Regions from separate parts of the Mus musculus genome. Here region 2 is linked to region 1. Evidence: chromatin loops called from intact Hi-C (ENCODE). Cell type or tissue: heart. All regions are shown on one strand. Each heading gives the region's core, and the rest is flanking DNA. Links, peaks and the distances in the headings are about the cores only. Region 1 overlaps Wwtr1 (WW domain containing transcription regulator 1). Region 2 overlaps Rnf13 (ring finger protein 13).

Evidence for each region. Hi-C counts contacts between places; a loop is a spot of excess contacts. Peaks named below come from ENCODE experiments on the same cell type or tissue, not always from the same donor. Only the 100,000 strongest peaks of a DNase experiment are listed, where the experiment ranks them.
Region 2: a loop joins it to region 1, with 2.3 times the contacts of the local background. A loop is called at or near these places in 4 of 42 quality-filtered maps.

What each region holds. Positions count from the first base shown.
Region 1 is chr3:57,463,805-57,475,289 of GRCm38, forward strand. All of the region lies in intron 4 of Wwtr1 (WW domain containing transcription regulator 1), which reads right to left. Among named protein-coding and RNA genes, the nearest start is that of Tm4sf4, 44 kb to the left of the region's middle. In heart, for the core only: a CTCF peak has its summit at 2,675; DNase peaks (open chromatin) are centred at 6,657 and 7,407; H3K4me3 peaks cover 792 bases; H3K27ac peaks cover 2,081 bases.
Region 2 is chr3:57,810,017-57,821,501 of GRCm38, forward strand. Rnf13 (ring finger protein 13) reads left to right here. Exons shown (of 10, transcript NM_001113413.3): 8 at 10,491-10,584. It also overlaps the pseudogene Gm17951. Among named protein-coding and RNA genes, the nearest start is that of Pfn2, 32 kb to the right of the region's middle. In heart, for the core only: a CTCF peak has its summit at 5,659 (motif pointing left); no DNase peak of the experiment used is centred there.

The DNA of each region.
Region 1 (11,485 bases), core at 2,265-10,264:
CACCTGCCCATGGAGTTGTTAAGATACACAAGCCATACCATAGCCACTCAAGATACTTTCTCACTGACAAGTCAGTTTTGCTCTAGAGTCTCAGACTAAATCTAAAAACAGTCAAAGTAACTGGACTCCTCTGGACTAGCATGCGAATCTGGTCTCTCCCATTTACATGCTAGTGTAAATGGAAGGTTTAGAATCCAGGTTCTACATGAATTTACACTTAGCAGTTGGTGTTAATCACCACATGAACAATACAACCAGTTTTAAAGTTTGCTTTAAGAAAATAGTTGCTCTCTGACCTACATACGCATGTTACATCATGAATGTATGTGTTGAGATGGCTCCATGGTTAAAGGTGCTTACTGTATAAGCCTAGCAACTTGAATTAAATCTCCAGGCACACATAAGGGTAGAAGGGGAGAACTGACTCCACAAAATTGTCCCCTAGCCTCTACATACAAGGCTTGGCACAAGTATGCCCATACTTACATACACACAACATACTTACTGACATACACACAGAATAATGATAATGTTGAGTTGATTAGAATGGCTGAAAATTGGAGAAAACTGGAGATCCCATAGACAATTAGATGTTTGGTGGATTATAGATTTAAAATTTTTAAGCTAGCATTAAAACCATGAAGAATCAGTCCAAAATGTTATGAACTTGACTGCAGCGGTACACTCCAGCTAGAGATGACCAGGTGTCAGACCCCTTTCAAGTTGATAGCTATCTCCAGGGAAGAATATTCTCATATGCTTACGCTTACATCCAAAACCAAGGACGGGCCCTGGCCACACTTCTACAATTTCCAAATGGATGTCATTGATCTCATACCCTTAAAATTCATAAACCATGAAAGAGAACATTCTGGCTATATGAGTTCTAGGATGTTGGTTAGATCTCTTCATGTGATGGTATAGGGATGGTTCTGATGCTAAGGTCCTGTTCCCCAATTGGTTCTTGATCTGTCAGTAATGAAGTCATGGGCCAATTGCTGGGCAGAAGGAACAGGCAGAACTTCTGGGTCCCTGGAGGCAAGCAGACAGACACAAAGGATTGGGCCTGGGGGGAGTGTTCACTATGCTTCTGAGGGAGAAAAGGTGACCAGCCTTGTGAGATCTCGGATGCAGTGGCCATGGGCTGCTCCTACAGGCCGGTGGTTGGGAGTATTTAGCTGGGACCAGATGTAACAGAGCAACTAAAGTTGAGGGCAGGTGGAGAGGTGCAGAGCTAAGAGTATTGATAAAGACATGCTTCTCCAGGCAGGAGACAAGTAGCACCCAGCAATTGTGCCAAAAAGGCAAGGGGGACTTGAACAACTGTGTGTATCCATGTTTTTTATCCATGGATTCGAGGGAAACTGGGCAGGGGCTGGTAGCTCAGCGCATTCCCAGAGCATAGGCGGAGTAGCAAAAGCTACATGCAACATGAAGGTTAAAGTATTGCTGTTTAGACAATGAAGTTACCAGCTAGAAAACTCTTGTTCTAGCTGGTAAAAGTTCTTGTGTTCACTGTACCATTACTAGTACTTACTATGGTGGTATAAGTTACAAACCATGAAAGGTCTGTTAAGAAACTACACTGTTGATATGAGGAGGAATAAAATAACTGGCAAGAAAGGGCCCCTGGTCCTTCTGTTTATCTTGACGCAAGTAATGAGAATGCATTTCATTCAATAATACACAAAAAAGCAAGTTAAAAATGGAGATTTGAGGGCTAGTGAGATGGCTCAGTGGTTAAGAGCACTGACTACTCTTTTGTTGATCATGAGGTCAAATCCCAGCAATCATGTGGTGGCTCACAACCATCTGTAATGAGAAACAAATAAAAAAAAACCTATGGGCCAGAGCAAGCGAGGCCAGAGCAAGAGGGAGAAGGGAAGGGGAAAACAAATGGAGATTGGAAACTATCCAATAAGGCTTTCCTGAAAGTCTCCTGCAGAAGGCAAAGCTTGAACCTGGGGTGAGTAAACTTGAGACTACCACAAACTCTTACAAGCACTCACATATGCTGAACCTCTTGGCATGAAAACAACTGGTCAGTGATTTATATTCTAGCAAATACAAGAATCCTTTGGCTAATAGCCTCACTATCTAATAGTGCACACACATATTCATTCTCATATTCTCTCTCTCTCTCTCTCTCTCTCTCTCTCTCTCTCTCTCCCTCCCTCCTCCCCTCCCTCCCTCCCTCCCTCCCTCCAAGAATAGCTGCATTTCCTATTAACCAAGTGGAGAGAAATCAGCTCCTGAAAGTTGCCCTCTGATCGCCACATGTGTACTATGGCACAAGTGTGCTCACACATGCACTAAATAAAAGATAAAGTAAAAACTTTCTTAAAAGCAGGAAAGGGAACTTCTTGGAAGGAAGGAGGTTACAATCGAGAGGGTGAGTAGAAAGATGTCAGAGTGTAGTGAGGGGTAAATAAGCATAATATATATGTATGAAAATGTCAGGATGAAATCCATTTCTTTGTATGCTAACCAAGAAAAAATAAATAAAGACTATATAACAAAGGGTAAGAACCTGTAGAATGCGGATGGGAGATGCTCACTGCTTTTCCACATTTTAAATCCAAGAGAAGTGCTATCCCATTCTTCATCATTGGGTCCTAACTAGTTACACCAGTCTCCAAGTCACCAAAAGAGGAAATGCTATATCCTGTCTGTAGGGGTCTCACTGGATCATGTTTCTACCTTCTTCAAGTAACTAACAAAATGCAAGAGACTGCAGAGGGCTCTTTTAACCCTAACAGCATTAAAAAAGTAAATAAATCGGACCATTTATTATTAACAATGCAATGGAATGACTTGTTTAAGATTATTGTACGATTATTCTTGGGTCACAGACCATTCCAAAGAACAGCTAAATATAAGGAAGACCTCTGCTTCCTACCCTACCAGGATGGATAGTGGAGTCACATCTTGCCTGTAGCCCAGTGGCCAAAAAACCATCCCAGCCTGGCTCTGATACAGTCTCCCAATCTTAGTGTCTGGCTTTAACATTGCTTCCAGCTCCTGAATCCATACAATTATTCCCTCTGTCTGGAACACACGTCCCACCGAAGCCCATTTCCCTTAGTTACTAACCTACAAATGCCAGGTATCAAGACACTCCTCCCTGCCCCTATCTAAAAGGTCACCTCCCACCACCCATGACTGTCTGTCTTTTAACCTGCACCTATTTTCTTCACAGCAACTTGGGTTTTATCTGTCCTCCCCAATGAATGACCCATGAAGGAAGGGATCTTATTCACCATGTTCATGCCTACACACCCACTACCTGTAACCATGTTAAGTATGTAGTAGTAGATACCCATAAAATACATTCTGAGTAAGTAAATAAGAAATAGTATTTATTCAAATAGAAACATTTAAAAAATATGCTGGTGATAACAAAATGAGAAATAAAAGGAAAAAAATCACACCTTCAACCACAAATTAGTACACACGCTGCCTAGTTAACAGTTCACCTGAATCCTCCTCCACTGTCCCTAACATAAGATGCACGGTGCTAAGTGGCCAGTAACAGAAACAGCAGCACCAAATACTTGGATGTGAATTCTGGCCTTGCTGTGTCCCATTGAGGTATTTCACAATTTTGTCCCCTACCACCTCACAGCGGGGGAATAATAACACCACATGTGCAAAATGCTGCTGTTATGACAAAGATGCTCAGAACAGAGCTTGCTCCAGAAGTCACTGCATCGATATCTAATGTCACCTCACCTTGTGTTCTACATACCAATCTCAAAAACACAGGTTAAAGACAAAATAAAGACACTGGCAGTAAAGGACTTGCCTAAGAGGTACAAGGAAAACCATGGGTTCCATCCCCAGAACTACAAAAATAAGTGTGTAAGCAGATAACTTTAAAAGTATCCCTCAGTGTTGTGTGGAATAGATCCACTTTGATACCTAAGAGTTTCCTCCTAGTCACCTTTCACCTTTGAAAGATTAAATCAGAATGTGAAAATTCATCACAAGGCTAAGAAAACTTACACTGCCTAAAATTAGGTTTAACTATAGAGTGGTGAGAGTTGTATTTTATAATATAATAGTTCTACATTTAGAACTTTTAAAATTCTACCTGCCTGGTTTCCCACTGTTGTGTTTTGTTTTTATTTTGTCAAGTTGACACACGTTAAAGTCATCTGGAAAGAGGAATCTCAGTTGAGAAAGTGCCTCCATCAGATAGCTGACAGGAGAGTCTTTGGAGCATTTTCTTGGTGGGAGGACAGCCTAGCTCACTGAGGGCAGGGCAGGACTACCCTAGGTAGGAGGTCTTAGGTTATACAAGAAAGCAGGCTGACTGAGTAAGCCAGACAACACATTCTTACAGGCCAGGCTCCTGCCTGTAGGTTCCTGCCCTGCCCTGCCCTGCCCTCCCGCAGGTGATGGGATAAATATAAGATGGAATAAAGCCCATCCTTCCCAGGTTGCTCTTTTGTCATGGTGTTTTATCATAGCAACAGAAACCCAAGTAAGACAGTCCTGTTTTGAAAGGTTAAAAAAAAAATCCCCATATCTGCCCACAAATTTGGGGGGTGGGGGACAATACCAAAGGCTAAAAATAAAGGACCAACCTCCCCAGTATGTCCTTATCAAAACTGGGTAATTAAAGTCTAGATCAGAATGCTTTTGACTGTCACCTGATAGCTGAAGCCCTTCTATAAGCAAAAGGGCAATCATCCACCTTTACCTCAACCATGAAGAGTGCTCAAAACTAATTATCATCCTCTCTCGTCTTGGCAGGTGTGCTGGTTAGTTTACGTCATCCTACACAAACTAGAGTCACCTGGGAAGAGAAGCTTGCATCTGTAAGACTGGCCTGTGGGCAGACCTGTGGGGCACTTTCTTGATTGATGACAGATGTGGGAGTGCAAGCTGAGCGGCCTAGTGGAGAACATTCCTCCATGGTTCTTGCCTCGGTTCTTGCTTTGGGCTCCTCCAGCCTTGGCTTCTTCCTTAAAGGATGGACTGTAGCTGGTAAGACACTCTTTTCTCCTTCAAGCTGCTTCAGGTATTTTATCACGGCAACAGAAAGGCTAACTATTGTGGTCTATTCACAGGGCACCACAAGCCCTGTCTAAAACAGGCCTCTGATTTCTCCACATCTCAGTACTTCAGGTCTCTCTTCCTCCAAACACATCTTACCCAGCTTTAGTATTTAGGTTATACAGCCACAGTGATGTAAGTTAAAATAGCACCAAACCTGCCCAATCTAGGCCTATAGCTTGTAAATAAAATACCAGGATTGTGTGTCTTTTACACAGACTAGCTAGAATAGAAAAACACCAATTACAAGATTCTAGACAGACAATCACAAAGAATAGACAATGGACAGGCATTAGGATGTTCATCTAACCCCTATATTGCTGTTCTCTGGTCTTACATCCATCTCCAGGAACATCATTACTTCTGCAATTACTCCAGCTGACTTCCCTGCCATGCCATCAAGCCGTGTGTCAGGCGTTGGGCAGGTCTATCAGTGCTTTCACCAAGCCACACAATGCATGAGCATGACCACTGGAGAATATCGGGTCTTCGAGGAGTCAGGATATCACAAAACTCAAAGGCCTCGCAATGGCTCTTAAGCTACTAGTGAACTACAAGATCCCTCCAGTCACAGATTTGTGGCAGACAGAATGAAGAAATTTCTAGTTGTAATCAGGTAAGGTACTGGCTACTTCTCAGTTCTGTGGGCTATTTGCCAGTGGAATTCTCAAGAAGTAGTTAAGGATGCTGTTGAACCTGTCCTGAGCTTGGCATAACAGAAAGCAGTGATGCAATGCAGAGAAGAGGACTTTAAAATCACAAGAGTTCAAATCCCAGGTCAGTTACAATAGAGCTGTGAAATTTTAAACTAAATTCTTTTTTTAAATTATTTTTTTAATTTAAAGCTGGAGAGATGGCTCAGCAGTTAAGAGCACTGACTGCTCTTCCGAAGGTCCTGAGTTCAAATCCCAGCAACCACATGGTGGCTCACAATCATCTGTAATGAGATCTGACGCCCTCTTCTGGGGTGTCTGAACACAGCTATAGTGTACTTACATATAATAAATAAATAAATCTTTAAAAATTTTAATTTAAAAAATGCTATTTATTTATTTTTACATGTATGGGTTGGGGGGGTTGTTTGTTTGCCTGCAGGTATGTTTGTTCACCAAATGTGTGCAGTGCCTAAGCTATTCAAAAAAGAAGATGGGGGACCCCCTTGGAACTAGCATAAGAGCTGGTTTTAAACTACCATGTGAGTACTGAGGTCTGAACTCTGGGTCTTTGGACAAGCAGTCAGTGCTCTTAAACATCTCTGCAGCCCCTTGGACTAAATCCTTGACAGTTCATTTAAGATGCTTTATGAAGCATCTTGTTGGACATAGATCAAAGAACACAGTGAGACAAACAATAGAAGGTGTCATGGACGGCACAGAAAGATTTGCGAGGCAAAGAGACTTGACTAGACTTTGCAAAAAAAACATGTGAAGCCTGAACACAGGACTCCATTAACTTAGTTTACTGATGAGGAAACAGGGCCAGAGAGAGTTAAGTGGTTTTCCCAGAGCCCTGTAGCTAACAGCAGGTGGAGCCAGTGTCTAAATCCAGGCAGTTTGACCTCTGAGGCTATTCCGGTAATTTCCACAGACAGTACCAGGGAGAAGGCAGTGAGGACTGAAGTTGGCAGGCCTCAAATTCAAACCCTTTCACCTACTACTGGAGATGAAACTTGGGCAAGTTACTTCATTTCTCTGATCCTGTTTTCCCAGCTATAAAATGGAAATACCAACCCCATGACCTCATTCAGCTTGTTTAGAAGAGAACTTAACGAACCAGCCTATTCAACAGCACTGAGCACAGTTTTTCCTCCCCGAGCCGGGAGGAAGATGGGATTGGAAATGTTTTATGATCCTTTTCGATGTATATGGGTGGAGCTAGTATCCCGGGAATTCACACCACATTTAGCAAAGTTTTAAGGTTCGGTTTTAAAGGCCAGTCTCAGAAAGTTCTGAAAAGCTGCAGCCCTCCCTCCTCCTGCCCCCAACATTTCTTCACATACAAGCTGGGAATGGAAACCCTTTGTAAAACAGAGTCTTTGGAGTGAGTTACTGGTAATCTGTTAGCTCCCTTAAACAACAAAACCAAACGTCATTTATGGATTCAAAAGGCACCCTCCTAGGGCTGAGAAGCTGTGCGGTGGACGCAGAGGATAATGAAAGGCAGAGACAATTTGTGAGTTAAGAAGTTCTGGAAGCTTCCTCCCCTCTAGTTCCCCCACTGGCCTGCAGCTCTGTGGAATAAATCAACAGAAGAAGCTAGAAAGTAAAAGGCAATGGAGAGCGGGGCCTGGCTCCGAGTGAGTGTTTTTGGCTCGCAGGGCACCTCCCACCAGCCAGCTCCTGCCTCGGCTGGAATGTACTTCAAAGGGAGCTAACTGAATGATAATAACCTCTTCTGAGGGTGCTCAGCTTGATTTAAGTGTGTAGCCGGGATTCTACAAAAATGGAAGACCGAATTGTTTTAATTATGAAGGGTGGGGCGAGTAGAAACAAATGAAATGAAAGCGGTATTTTAAAATCCCACCGTTAAAGCGGCTATTTCAGTGCAGAGGTGCAGCTCACTCTTTCTTTCTCAAAGCCACGGAGACTGCAGAGGCAGACTGCCTGGGAAGAGGGGGGGTGGGGGGGGATCTGGTGTCAATCTCTTTTGTTGAAAGCCTGTACCAATCGATTCTAGAAATTCACTGCCACATTTCCTGGAGTGTCTCTTTGAAACACCTCGCACACACTCAGCTGCCAGACTGGCTCTAGAAAAGTGCAGATTCGAAACTCTGATACTTTGGAGGAAACATTTGTTGAGTCTGTAATTATTATCCAAAGCCTGTTATCGCCTAAGAATCACTTGAAGGAAGGAAAAATGTAGATATACTTCTGACTTAAACAAAAATGTAAAGTAGATTTTTTGAAATGGAATACTTCCTCATGCCTCTGTGATCTCATTTTCCTTAGTACAAAATAAGCCTCCAGTTTAAAACAATGACCAATTTGTTTTCGAAAGGACTTTTTATTATGAACATATTTATTTAAAGGGACAAGTACGTATCACGGAAGAGGTTGGTTTGGAGTGATGGAGCCGGGGAGTCTTTTCTAAAAAGATTTGAACTGGCACCCTTTTTCTTTTCTTCCCATTTCCACCCTTACCCGGACCAAAGACTCATCATGTAGCTCTGGTTAGCCAGAATTTGCTATGTAGACCAGGCTGACCTGTAGCAGGCAGTGGTCCTTTGCTTCCAGAGCGCTAACCTACGAGATAGACATACACTACCTTCCTTTGTGGGGGAACACAATAGACGCCCTCAACTCCTAGACAAATTCACCACTTTCCATCCCAACATGTGTGATAAGAACATGTGTTGAGTAAATATATGAATGGATGAACTTAAAACAGCCATCTTACTACAGATGACTTAGGGATATATGGTGAACGTAGGACAACAGGACCAGTCAAATGCCTTAGTCAACCCTGAAACCTAACTCTACAGTGTGCTTTCCTAATAACTATACCTCATGTTCCAAGGGCTATGTAGCAGCCACTGATTGCCCTATACGCTTTGCTAGGTATGTTTTTAAGTTCTGAAAAATCTCTTAAAAACTCAAGACAGAAAACAGCCCTTTAAATCTTCCCTGAGAGGAGCACGGCTCTCCTTGGCAGCATGGATCTGAAATGGCTGTGTGAGGCTGGGCAGCTGACCCTACCCCCACCCCCAGAGTGGCTGTCAAGCTTGACAGAAATCTGTAAAACCTGCTGAAAGAATCCTGTGCCTGCCTCCCTCCATCTGTGTCCCTGTTGCCCTGGAAACGAAAGGCCAACCTTAGTCAGCAGTTTTGTTTACAAGCTTTGCTCTCCTGCCCCCATCCCCACCCCCAAGTGCCAATTAAAGAGAGGACAGAGGGGAAACAGTATGGAATTGCCTTGAAAATAGTTAACAGCGCAGGCCCTCAAAAGCTCGATGCTGTTGCTTCAAAAACATAATGCTAAATTTAGAAACTAAACTTAAGGAAGTATGCCAAGTTGAGAGACAGACAGACAGAAATTCTGAATGATGAAATATGGGGATGAGACCTAAGGCCTCATGCATGCCAGGCAAATCATCTACATGTGCTACATCCTTATAAGAACTCCACAACATGTATGAATATATTCATGCATATATGTGTTTGGTATACATGCATCCCACCTATGCATGTATAGACACCATACCACACGCATGGAAATCAGAGGATAACTTGTGGTAGTTGCCCTCTTTCTGCCTTATGATTTTCAGGGGTCAAAGTCAAGTGCCATGCTTGGTGGTAAGTGCCTTTACTCTTTGAGTCATTTTACAGGCCCCTCTTTCTATATATATATGTGAGTGTACTATCGCTGTCTTCAGACACACCAGAAGAGGACATCGGATCCCATGACAGATGGTTATGAGCCACCATGTGGTTGCTGGGAATTGAACTCAGGCCCTCTGGAAGAGTAGTCGGTTCTCTTAACCTCTGAGCCATCTCTCCAGCCTCAGGCCCCTCTTTTTATTTTCCTATTTCGAAACAGGGTCTGTCACTAATTGCCTTAAACTCACTTGGCAGCCCAGGGTGGCCTAAACTCTCAATTCTCCTGCCTTAGCCTTCCAAGGACTTGGAACGAGAGGCCTGCTACCACCAGGCCTAGTCTAGGTAAGACGCTACCTCTATGGAGAGCCTGCTACTTTGACCCCAATTCAGCAGTGGTTGAAGAGCTTACTGGGCAGGAGGAGTGGTCAATGAAAAGAGATTCAGAAGTATCTTCTACTGTTTCCACAGGAAGTGGAGCTGTCTGGGCTCAGTGACAATAACAAAAGTCAAAGGGGTAACCAGTGGGACCCAAGGAGGTGATGACGTTAATTTACCCTTTGACCAACAACTTAGATTAGAACTAATTATTCTGTCTCATCTGCTACCATAAAAGCCATTTCAAAGCAGTCACGTCCCACTTATCCTTGTATTACTTTCAATCCCATGGATACTGGCTAAGGGAATCAATAGGGAGAAAAAGGAAGAAAGAGAGGGGGAAAGAGTTTCATCCTAAACCAATGAAAACTCGTTTTAAAACTGCAATCAAAGCCGTCTCCGATTCTATTTTGTTAACGCCCTCAGTGACTTCAGCACCAGTGAGCTAACACAGGACTCTACTGGGCCTGGTGGCAGAGTACAGGCCAGAAAGCTATGCTACGGACTGAGGAACTGCTTTCTTCATGGAGCAACATCAAACCATAGGCGTAGAGTAATAAATGAAGAGGAGGAGGAGGAAGAGAAACGAACAAGGGCTGAGAAGACAGGCTGTTCAAGATCTCCTGCAGGCAGGGGAGCCAGGCTGGTTACAGATCTCTCAGTGAGCAAGAGATGGTCAGAGGGCTGCTGGTGGCTGAGGCAAAACAAACCAAGGTGATTTTCTAGATACCCCAGAGGTCCCACCAGGAAAAACCAGTCCTCCTCACTATAAATTCCCATTTGGTGCTAGAAAGCAGCTGAACAGGTGAACCAAAGGCCATTTTTTACTTTGAGTCTTTTCCTATCTCTACCCTGGTGTCAAGGCACAAATAGCAAAATGAAAAATCACCAGAAGAAAGAAGTCAAGAAGCCTTCCAGGGGTGGGCAGTATGGGTCGGTGGGTAAAAGTGCTATTCGGAGCAAGCTTCACCATCTGCGGCCAACCCCTCAAATCCCAGACTGGAAGGAGAGAGCTGACTCCTGAGGACTGGACTCTGACCTCCACGAGTATGCGCATACACACTAATAGCAAAAGGCCTGCCAAAGGGCTGGGGTAATGACTTAGCAAGTAAGAACAACTGCTGATCTTGCAGAGGATACAGGTCAGTTCTCAGCACCCACAAGATGGTTCACGTCCACCCTTAACTCTCGTTCCGGGGGAGCCAATGATCCTCCAAAGGATCCAGGCATGCCTATGGTGCACATATATGCATGCAACAACATTTACACATATAAAAGAAGATGCATCCTTTTTAAAAAATTGAAGCTGAGCAAGATGATATCCAAGATATTCTGGAAATATCCTCAGAAAACACTTTCATACCATTATTATATGGCCTTATTTATTACCTATGACTTGTAACGGGGACCATGCTGTTTCTGGATGGGTTTGGGGTGAGGAAAACAATCTTCCATGATTAATAAGTCTACTTCAGAGGGTTTTTCCTCCTATAATCCAGTAACAAAATTAAAGAGATCAAAACCATCCATACACACATACACACATACTCACTGGTACTCACATGCACATACACTACACACACACACACACACACACAGGAGTCAAAGCTAAGCAGTCATTGCCAGCCTTTCTTTTGCTGCACTGTGGGAAGGACTGGAAACTGGGATTCCCTAAAATGCACCAAGTTCCCCAGCTGCCACAGCTCAGTTCTGAAGGAACTATGTTGGCATTT
Region 2 (11,485 bases), core at 1,860-9,859, 350 kb after region 1:
GACCCTGTCAGATCCAGCACTGGACAACATCCTGTTGGTTTGGATGACATGGCAAGGATGAGCCTCACTTGGATATGAAAGCCATCCTTGCCACATTCTTTCCCATGTATTTGTTGCTACTGATGCCAGCGACATCTGGTGCTTCAGAAGAGAGCTGTTCATATTCATTTGACATGATGTGGCCACAAAGTGGGAAGTCATCAACTTTTGCCTTCCTCCATCCCAAGTCAAAGATGTGCATCAGGGCCACCCCTGTGGCCCATGATGACCCTGGGATCATCAGAAGAAAAGCTTTTAGGTTTTTGTTGTTTTGTTTTGTTTTTTGAGGTTTTTTTTTCTTTTTGCTTATTTTTCTTTTGTTGTTGTTGTTTTGGGGGGTGAACTTGGGGGAGGATTTTACTAGCTTAGAATTCACCTGGTAGGCCATGTGAGCCCCACGACTCTATTGACCCTGGCTCCCCAGAACTGAGATTATGAGTGTGTGCCATCACAACCAGGTTAGTTTATGTGGGCTTTGGGGCTCACACTCAGGGGTTTGTGCTTGTACTTTATTGACTAAGCCAGCAGCTCTCAACCCGTGGATTACAACTCTTTTGGGGGTTGCATATCAGATATGTATATAATGATTCATAACAGTAGCAATGAAATAATTCTATGGTTGCAGGTCACTAAAACATGAGAAACTGTGTTAATAAGTTGCAGCACTAGGAAGGTTGAGAATTAAGCTATCTACCTAGCCCAACCTTTTCTTCAGAGTTTCAAGTTTTACATTTGGTCCACTTAAAGCTGATTTTTATGCAGAATGAAATAGGAGATCCGACTTCAGTCTCCTGTATGTGGATAGCCTATATATGTTGCACCATTTGTTAAAGAGGCATCTTTTCTCTAGTGTTGTTTTAAAAACATTTGTCAAAACTCATGTGGTAGAGTTGTGTGGGTGTATATTTGGGTCCTCTGCTCCACTCAGCTATTTGTCTGGTTTTCCACTGGTATCATGTTGTGTTTACTGCAGTAGCTTTGTAGTATAGCTTCAAATCAGGTATGATGGAAGTAAAATGTCTCCAGCATCATTTATTTTGCTCAGGATTTCTTTGGCTTTCATTTTGTGTTTCCATATGTAAATCTAAGTCTATGTTTTCTTTTTCTGTGAATAAGAATGGTCTTAGAATTTTGGTAAGATTGCATTGAGTCTATAGAGTACTTTAAGTGCTGCATGTTAATATTTTTGTGTGGTGTGCACACACATGCATCCCCTGAGCCTTTAGTTTTTACTTCCGCTCCTATCCTGTGCACTCAGGCTGGTTGTTGAGTGTATCCCAGCAGTCTGGGATATGGCCATGCCCAGCTATCTATCCTTACAATATTTCAGTGTACCATTTGCTCATCTGTGTCTTTGTGGCTTACATTCTCTCTTCTGGCTGCTCAAGTATACTATTGGTGCTTTCCACTGTGTGTTCTTTTTCTTTCTTGAAAATTTCAAATATTTCTATTTAGCTTCTTAAATGTAGATTTCTGACCCTGTTTATAGCATTATGATTTTTTATCCATATTTTTAACTTTCTGATTTTTCTTCTCTTGCTGATTTTCCCCTCCAGTTTCTGAAATGATTAATCTGCATGTTTATATTGTATTTAAGGTTACTAAACAATTATACTACTAAACTTTTAGAATTTTCTTTAAGCATTTAATTCAGGGGCTGAAAAATTAGGATATTTTAATGGACTCATGATGCCTCAATATTCTTTATGCATATTTTATAATTTGTATGTTTAGATATCTAGTTTTATTTAGCTATATTTTACTTGAATGCAACATCCCCATTACTAGTCAGCATAGAAAACAAACAGCATCAAACCTTATAGGATCTAGAAATATACTAAAATAGATTAGACCTCAGCCCACTTAATCACCTATGATCATAAAATAGTAATGGGAAGACTAATTCTGAATATGTTGTGAAGAATTGTTTTAGATAATTATAAAAATAATAAGTAAATGAAATGAAGAAAACAGAGAAAAGGAAAAATGAAGGAGAAACAAGATTAAAAAAATTTTTTTTCTGAGGAACTGCCAAACTGATTTCTAGAGTGGTTGTACCAGCTTGCAATCCCACCAGCAACGGAGGAGTGTTCCACTTTCTCCACATCCTTGCCAGCATCTGCTGTCACCTGAATTTTTGATCTTAGCCATTCTGACTGGTGTGAGGTGGAATCTAAGGGTTGTTTTGATTTGCATTTCCCTGATGATTAAGGATGTTGAACATTTTTTCAGGTACTTCTCATTCGGTATTCCTCAGTTGAGAATTCTTTGTTTAGCTCTGTACTCCATTTTTCAATAGGGTTATTTGGTTTTCTGGAGTCCAGCTTCTTGAGTTCTTTGTATATATTGGAAATTAGTCCCCTGTCAGATTTAGGATTGGTAAAGATCCTTTCCCAATCTGTTGGTGGCCTTTTTGTCTTATTGACAGTGTCTTTTGCCTTACGGAAGCTTTGCAATTTTATGATGTCCCATTTGTTGATTCTCGATCTTACAGCACAAGCCATTGGTGTTCTGTTCAGGAATTTTTCCCCTCTGCCCATATCTTCAAGGCTTTTCCCCACTTTCTCCTCTATAAGTTTCAGTGTCTCTGGTTTTATGTGGAGTTCCTTGATCCACTTAGACTTGAGCTTTGTACAAGGAGATAAGAATGGATCAATTTGCATTCTTCTACATGATAACTGCCAGTTGAGGCAGCAGCATTTGTTGAAAGTGCTGTCTCTTTAGATGGTTTTAGCTCAATTGCCAAAGATCAAGTGACCATAGGTGTGTGGGTTCATTTCTGGGTCTTCAATTCTATTCCATTGATCTACCTGTCTTGTCGAACTTCGTTCCTCCTTAGAATGGTGAACAAAATACCCATGAAAGGAGTTACAGAGACAAAGTTCAGAGCTGAGATGGAAGGAAGGACCATCCAGACACTTTCCTACCCAGGGGTCCATCCCATAAACAACCACCAAATCCAGACACTATTGCATATGCCAGCAAGATTTTTGCTGACAGGACCCTGATATAGCTATCTCTTATGAGGCTATGCCAGTGCCCCTCATCTATTGGCTGAAACACAGGGCCCCCAATGAAGGAGCTAGAGAAAGTACCCAAGGACCTGAAGGGGTCTGCAACCCTATAGGAGGAACAATATGAACTAACCAGTATCCCCAGAGCTCATGTTTCTAGCTGCATATGTAGCAGAGGATGGCCTAGTCAGCCATCAATGGGAGGAGAGGCCCTTGGTCTTGCAAAGATTATATGCCTCAGTAGAGGGGAATGCCAGGGCCAGGAAGCAGGAGTGGGTAGGTTGGGGAGCAGGGCAGGAGGAAGGTATAGGGGACTTTCGGAGAGGAAACTAGGAAAGGGGATAGCATTTGAAATGTAAATGAATTATCTAATTTTTTAAAAAAGGAAAAAACAATTGGAAAATAACATAATACAAGGGAGTTGAAAAAAGCATGACATCACATACAACTCAAGATCGTAGATTACACAATCAAGACAGAGTTGGAAACCAAAGTTAGATAAAAGAAATCGAATATAAACGCTTGGGTGGGCATGACGGTGCAGGGAGTAAGGGTTGTTACAACCCCTGGCAATCTGAGCTTGATCCCTGGAACCCACATGGTGAGAGGAGAACCAACTCTTGCATGTGTGGCTTCCACGTGAGCACTGTAGCATGAGTGTGGAAAAAAAAAAGCACACACTAAACAAAACATAACAGATACATGTGAGTTAAAAAAAAAGGTAAAATGGTATTAAAATTATAGCACGGGGGGGGGGGGGTAGAGGGGGAATCATGGTGGGAAAGGCAAGACAGAAAAGAAAAACATCTAACAGTGAAAAGGCATGCAACTAGGAGAATGTATGAATGGGAATATTATTTTAAAAAATCAAAATTTGCTGCTAAAACTGATGTGGAAAGGGAAAAAAGTAAAAATAAAAGCAGGCTAGAGCAATGGCGTGGTCGGCATAGTGCATACGGACAAGCACAATGACCAGGCTTCGTCTCCAGCATAGGCAGCCGAAGCTCCCTGCACTGGGGTAGATGAAGATGACGTCATCTCTGTGACCCATCTGGCCGTGTGCATGAGCTCCAGTTTCACTGTGAGACTCTGGACTCAAACAAACAAACAAACAAACAAACAAACAAAAAACCCAAACCAAACTAAGAACCAAACGACCACAAGAAACAAAGGCCCCAAACAATAAGGTTGATATTGTTTTCTCCGGCTTCCACATACATTCATACACATGTACCTCGACTCACATGTGTATACACACACACACACACACACACACACACACACACACACACACACACAGAGAGAGAGAGAGAGAGAGAGAGAGAGAGAGAGAGAGAGAGTGAGAGAGAGAGAGAGAGAGAGAGAGAGCAAATAAAAATAGGGAGCATAGCGGGCCAGTGGGGAATGGAATACTGGACTCCTTCCTAGTTATATATGCATGTTGTGTTTGTTGTTAGGTGCCATTTGTAGCATGTACTTCTACTATCCAACTTTAATGTTCCTGGGTGGGCCGTGCTATCAGCCACCTGCCCAGGTTCTCTAGGATTCGTGGATGAAACACACACACACACACACACACACGTTCTTTCTTTCTTTCTTTCTTTCTTTTTTTAATGGTTTTTTAAGACAGGGTTTCTCTGTATAGCCCTGGCTGTCCTAGAACCCACTCTGTAGACCAGGCTGGCCTCGAATTTAGAAATTCACCTGCCTCTGCCTCCCAAGTGCTGGGATTAAAGGCGTGTGCCACCACTCCCAGCACACTAGTTCATTTTTTTTTTAAGTTTGAAACTTGTTGAGATTTACTTTTGGTACAATGAATGATATGTTTTTTTAAATTTTTATTTTTATTTTTTTATTAGGTATTTTCCTCATTTACATTTTCAATGCTATCCCAAAGGTCCCCCATACCCACCCCCCCCATCCCCTACCCACCCACTCCCCCTTTTTGGCCCTGGGGTTCCCCTGTACTGGGGCATCTAAAGTTGGCAAGTCCAATAGGCCTCTCTTTGCAGTGATGGCCAACTAGGCCATCTTTTGATGCATATGCAGCTAGAGACAAGAGCTCCAGGGTACTGGTTAGTTCATATTGTTGTTCCACCTATAGGGTTGCAGTTCCCTTTAGCTCCTTGGGTAATATCTTTAGCTCCTGCATTGGGGGCCATGTGATCCATCCAATAGCTGACTGTGATCATCCACTTCTGTGTTTGCTAGGCCCCGGCATAGTCTCACACTGTCCGCCTGGCCCGAGAGGCACTAGTTCATTTTTAACCTGCCTTACTGGCTCAATAGCTAGGCTCTTCTAATCCTCCCATGGCTAACATGCCCATACTTTTAATCCTAACTCAGCACTTCTAAATCTTCCTCAGCTTAGTTGCTGGTTACCGTATGTGAAGCCCATTGGTCTTGCTGGGAAGACGCTTTCGGGCTGCCCTTCCGTGGGCCACTTTCCCCTTCCACCTACATTCTGGAAGACTTCTCTGCCGCTCTGAGTCTGTTCCATCTCTTTCCCTGCAGTATCTTGATTCTTCTCCTCTCTCCTAGTCTGTGGGCAAAAGTATCTCCAGTAACTTTCTTTGTGTACCATAGACCTCTGCTGGTCATAGTTAGCTTAGCAGTCTGTGAGCTTGGCAAGTTTTCTCACTCTTTGAGACTCCTAAGGTTATATTCAAGGGGGTGGCTAATGCTCTAGCAGGGGGCATCTCAAATGTGTCAGATGCATAAGCAGCAGCCATAGCTTTGAGATGTGTGCAGAGGAAGAACCTGCATTCGTATGTTCACGATGTATGTACTACTCCCCATGCTGGGGGCTCTACTTCCGAGTTCTTGGGTTCTGTGGCATTGGCTACCAGATAGGTGAGTGCAGAGCTGGAGCCCACACTCAAGAGCTATCAGACTGTGTGCCTATTTCCATTGAGAAACCTGCTCCAGCCACCAAAGGTGGGCTCATTCACTGAACCCCCTGAGCCAACCCTCCTGTAGCCTACAGTGTCAGCTTGTCAGCAACTGTCCCTCCTGCTTTTTAAGTGTCCCAGGGCTGAACCTTGTGAAATGACAGCTGCCTGGCTTGTTGTCTGTTCTCAAGCCTCCCAGTCTAGCTCAGTTTTAAATACAGATTCATTGTCAAGAACTCACCCCCTACTCATAGGGTGATAAAATGGGGTTCCTCTCGATTACCTCACTGGTTGCCAGAGGTATCATTTTTACCTAAGGCAGAGATTGCATTGGAGGTGGCGAGGGCCGTAGCCCTGGGGATTTAGGACAAGTCTCCTCTCCCCAGAGTCACTCAGCTTAGTTATTAGCCCTGTCCTCTCTCTCTCTCTCTCTCTCTCTCTCTCTCTCTCTCTCTCTCTCTCTCTCTCTCTCTCTCTCACACACACACACACACACACACACACACACACACACACACACACACACACACACACCGAAGGCCACAGCTACAGTTGTTTGGTGCAGCTTACCTTTTCTCAGTCTCACCCATCTCTTCCTTCCATTGTCTTGCTGGTTCCCTCACTGCCATTCCAAGTTTCTGAGGCTGACTTCTGCTTTCTGCCTCTGTAGTCAGTTTACTCTGTCTTCTCCTGATGTCTCCTTGACCAGTCATGTGCAGGCAGATTACCATCCTCCATTTTTCCTTGGAAGCCTCAACTTCTTACTAATTATGTTTTTTAAGAAATTATTTTCAGCATAGTAATACAGTGGTTTCTGTGGTTCATATACTGAATGAGTATTTTAAGAGAATTTCTGTCATATGTGGAGTGAGTTCTCTTTATCCTTGGCCATCTGTGCCTTGCATTGTTGTTAGATGTTTATGTGATTTGTCCTTCCAAGAAGTGGACTTAAGTTCTGCATCCATAATAAACCAGACTCACACTGCTTTGGGATCTATATATTCCCAGTGAAAAAATACATACAAATTCTCTTTTTCTTTCCTTGTTTGATTGTTTGTTGGAGACAAGGTTTCTCTGTGTAACAGCTCCAGTTGTTCTGGAACTCACTTTGTAGACCAGGCTGTCTTTGAATCCATAGACATCTATCTGCCTTCTTTTGCCTTCTCAAATGCTGGGATTAAAGGCATGTACTACCATACCTGCCTACAAAAACAAAACAAAACAAAACAAAAAAAAAACAAAACAAAAAAACAAAAAAAAATCCTTTCTTCTTTGTTCTTAAATTAACTTGTATTACCCTTATTTACATTGTTGTCCCTTAGGGGATTTAGGTCAAGCCTATTGTTTTTTTTTAAGATTTGTATTTATTTTGTATTTTTTATTTTTGAGATTATAATTTGGTTATATTTCTTCCTTACCTTTCCTCCCTTCAAACTCTCCTATATACCCTTCCTACTTTCCTTCAAATTCATGTCCTCTTTCTTTAAACTAATTGTTATTCATGCATATGAGTATGCATATATACAATACATACGTGCATACACACACACACACACACACACACACACACACACACACACACATATATATATATATATATATATATACATACACACACACATATATTCCTAAATATAACCTGTTCATATAGTTCATATAGTTCATATAGTGCTTCTTATATGTATGTTTTCAGGCTGACCATTTGGTATTAGACAACCTGTCAGTGTGCTCTTCTCATCTCCCCCATTTCCAGCTTTCCTCGGGTGCTTGTAATTCTTTGTGTAGCCTCACGGGCTTTTTGCCATTCAGTTTGGTGTATTTGTTGTAGCCATCTTTGTTCAGCTCACATTTGGGCAGGTGTCTTGGTGACATTTTACGGGTGCACCTTCTGGTATTACTAGGAGATACAACCTCACAACAAACTTCCTAAATCTTTTTGACCCCTCTTCTGCAGTGTTCCCTAAGACATAGGTGAAGGGAGTGTTTGTAGATAAATCCATTGAAACTAGGCTGTACAACTTATTTGAAGTGTCATCCTTATTGTAAGACATTTCTTTTGTTTTTTTCTTTCTAGGTGAAGGGGACTCAGTTGTAGCTTTTTTCTGTTTTCTTTCTTTCTTTCTTTCTTTCTTTCTTTCTTTCTTTCTTTCTTTCTTTCTTTCTTTCTTTCTTTCTTTCTTTCTTTTTTTTGCCACTTCTGTATTAAGAGAGAATAATAATACATTTGCAGGAGTAAATAGGCATACTTGCCTATGTCAGTTGTGGCTGGTATTCAGCCCACAGTATCTCAAAGCTGCTTTCAGATATTTGAGTACTTAAGGTTGTCTAATACTGTGGTCCAGTGAAAAGCTTGCTCGTTCTCCAGTGAGTTAGAGTTTCAACTTCATTCATAATTTATGGTGTTTTCTGGGTTGCAGAGATTCTAGGTGGTAAAGAGGCTTCACTAGAAACCTGTTACCCACTGGGTGTTGTTTTGTGGTTCATGGATTACTTTATTGAAGTTTTACATTTCTGACATATTTTTTCTGTAACTTTCATATATATTTCTAATTTAGTTGTACTGTGGTCAGAAAACCTGTTATGAATATTTAGGTGATCCTTAAACAACTGTTCTGTGACATCCTTTTGTAATCATGTTTTATAAATGCTGTTCATACATGTGCACCATGCAGGTACATGTCCTTCCATTTAAGTTTGTGGATTTGTCTAACTTTAAAAATATAATTCACATAACATAAAACTGACATGTTTAAAACACACAATTTAGTGATTTCAGTATATTCACAGAATTGTACAGCTTTGATTAGAGTTGTCTGTTGTTTTGCATTCTTAGGTTTTCTAAAACAATGCTAAGCAGTAGAACACTATTATTTTTAATTTTCTGGTAGCCAAATTCAGCAAAGTTAGAAGAGGTTAATTTAAATACTGTGTTTTTTAAGTTTAAAATTTTTTGAACCTTCAAAGCACATATATAGTGTGGTTTTATCTTTCAGTAGTTCATCTTGCAGGCTGCTGTCTGTCTGTCTATTCTGAGAGCAACCCTCACTTGGAGGCTGTGCTTCAAGTGCTTGTCTGTGGCACGCAGTGAGAGCCCATGCAGCCCCACTGCTTCAATGGATGTAAACTGCTGTTTACTTAGAAGTCCCGAAGGCTTTGAATTCATGTATTGCTCCCATAGTTTTTAGCATATTCTTGCTGAATATTCTCTTTGCTATTGTTTTACTGGGTACATAGCTTTTACTTTAATATGTTCACATGCTCCCTACCCCCTTTAAAGAAACCTTAAGGTAGCTTCAGTTTTAACTGTATCTTGTAAATAGCATGGAATTGGATTGTTTTAATTATACACTTCCTTAAAAACTGATGGACTTACTCCATTGACAGTGGTTATAGCTGGATTTGGATTCATAGCTGCATATTTTCCAGCTTTCTTTTATGTAAATTTGGATTCCATAATTTTTGCTTTTGGTTTAAAAGCTTATATTTCTGGATTTTTTTCTTTTCTTTTTAGAGTCAAGGACTGATGAAAGAATCTTGTATAAATAAGTCAACCATTCTACTACTGAATTATATTCCTAGCCTCAATAAAACCTGCTTAATTTTTGATGTCTTAGTTGGTTTTTTCTTAAACATTTAAAAATATTAAGGTATGGTTGACATAAAATAAACCACACATTTAAGTTGTACATCATAATAAATGTTAGCACTTATATAATATATATATTTAAACACTGCTATACTAATTTCAATATTATAATCAAGATGAGATGTCCATCACCCACCACAAAATGTTTTCTGTTCCTTAGTAGCCCCTACGACTCGCATGCCTAGATAACCACAAACTTGATTTTTACTCACAGTGGTTTGTTATACTAATGGAATTCAGAGCTCTGCTCTTTGTGTCATCTCCCAGTATATGTTTGGAGATTTATGTAAACTATTAAGTATATTGATTGTTTATTCTTTTTTTTTTTTCTGAGTTGTATTTTATACATGGACACCAGAAGAGGGCATTGGATCCTCTTTTGAACTGGAGTCACAGGTGGCTGTAAGCCTTGATGTGGGTGCTGGAAACTGGACCTGGGTCCTCTGCAAGAGTTGCAAGTGCTCTCTCTTAATGACTGGGCTGGCAAAGTGTTTTATAGAGTAAGGCTTGCTGCCTGGTGACCTGAGTTTGGCTTCTGGGACTCAGATGGTAGACAGGGAGAACACATTTCTCTAAGATATCCTCTGACTTCCACATGCGCACTGTGGCACATGTGTGTATGCACATATACATACAGAACAGATACATAAATAAGTAAATGTAGTAATTTTAAGAAGTTAAAATGTATTTAATAATAAATTCAAATTATAATAGATAAATTAACAAATCACTGTGAGCTTAATGGTTTAATCAATAGTGTTGTCATTAGGATTGAAATAAATTAAAGTGGTTTTACAGCATCTATCCAGAAATTTAAAAGAGATTATTTTTATCTCAATGTCAATTTTTATTAGTATATTTAATATCTGACCAGTCTTTTTTCTTTCTTTCCATCTTTAGATCACAAAATTTGTTCAGGACAGACATAGAAACAGAAGAAATAGACTTCGTAAAGATCAACTTAAAAAACTTCCCGTACATAAATTTAAAAAGGGTAAGTGAATATTGTTGTGTCCTAAATATTAACATATAGTGTTTCAGAACACACGATGGCCATATTTACTTAATACCACTTTCTGAGTCTCTACTATATACCATTCTTAACACTCACTAACATTAATAATGAATATTTGGGAAAGATTTTTTATGTACTGGTAGCCTGGTAAAGGCAGGAAGAAGGTATGGGATTGGTATAAATCTTAATAATGAAACGGGGAGAAATATACATTGCCACCACCATGTGCCAGTAGCTCTGTATACTATCATAGGAAAAAAATACTTTCTTGCACTAAGGTAGTCTGCCCTCATTGACATTCCTCCTGTGTTCTCAAATGCTGTGATATATGCTGCTGTATTGCTCTTAAAACCATAGGTAGCTATTACGTGTTTGCATTTTGCATGTCATGTAATTTTCATACTAATATGAAATGGGTACCATTGGTATCTTTCCATTAAATGCAAGGAAATAGAGGTTTACAGAGGTTTGCACTGTATTGACAGAGCTGGGAAGGAGTCTGGAATTTATACTATAGCCAATGCTCTGTGCTAAGTGAGTTTCAGATGTAGGTGTATACTTGTTCATCATGATGGCTAGTACATCTCAGACTACATTAAAAACATAAAAATAAAATATTCTGCTTAAAGACTGTTTAAAGAAGGTAAAATAGAGAAGGCATTAAAACAGAGTTCTAGGGGTTGGAGAGATGGCTTGGTGGTTAAGAGCACTGGCCACTCTGCCAAGAGAACTTGGATTTAATTCCTCAGACCCACATCCATCTGTGAATGGTATATCCCAGGAAAATCTAGTACCCGTTTGTGGCTTACCTGGGCATCAGGCATGCAAATGATGTTGCCCATATAAATAAAATAAATAAGACAGTGAATGAATAATGAAA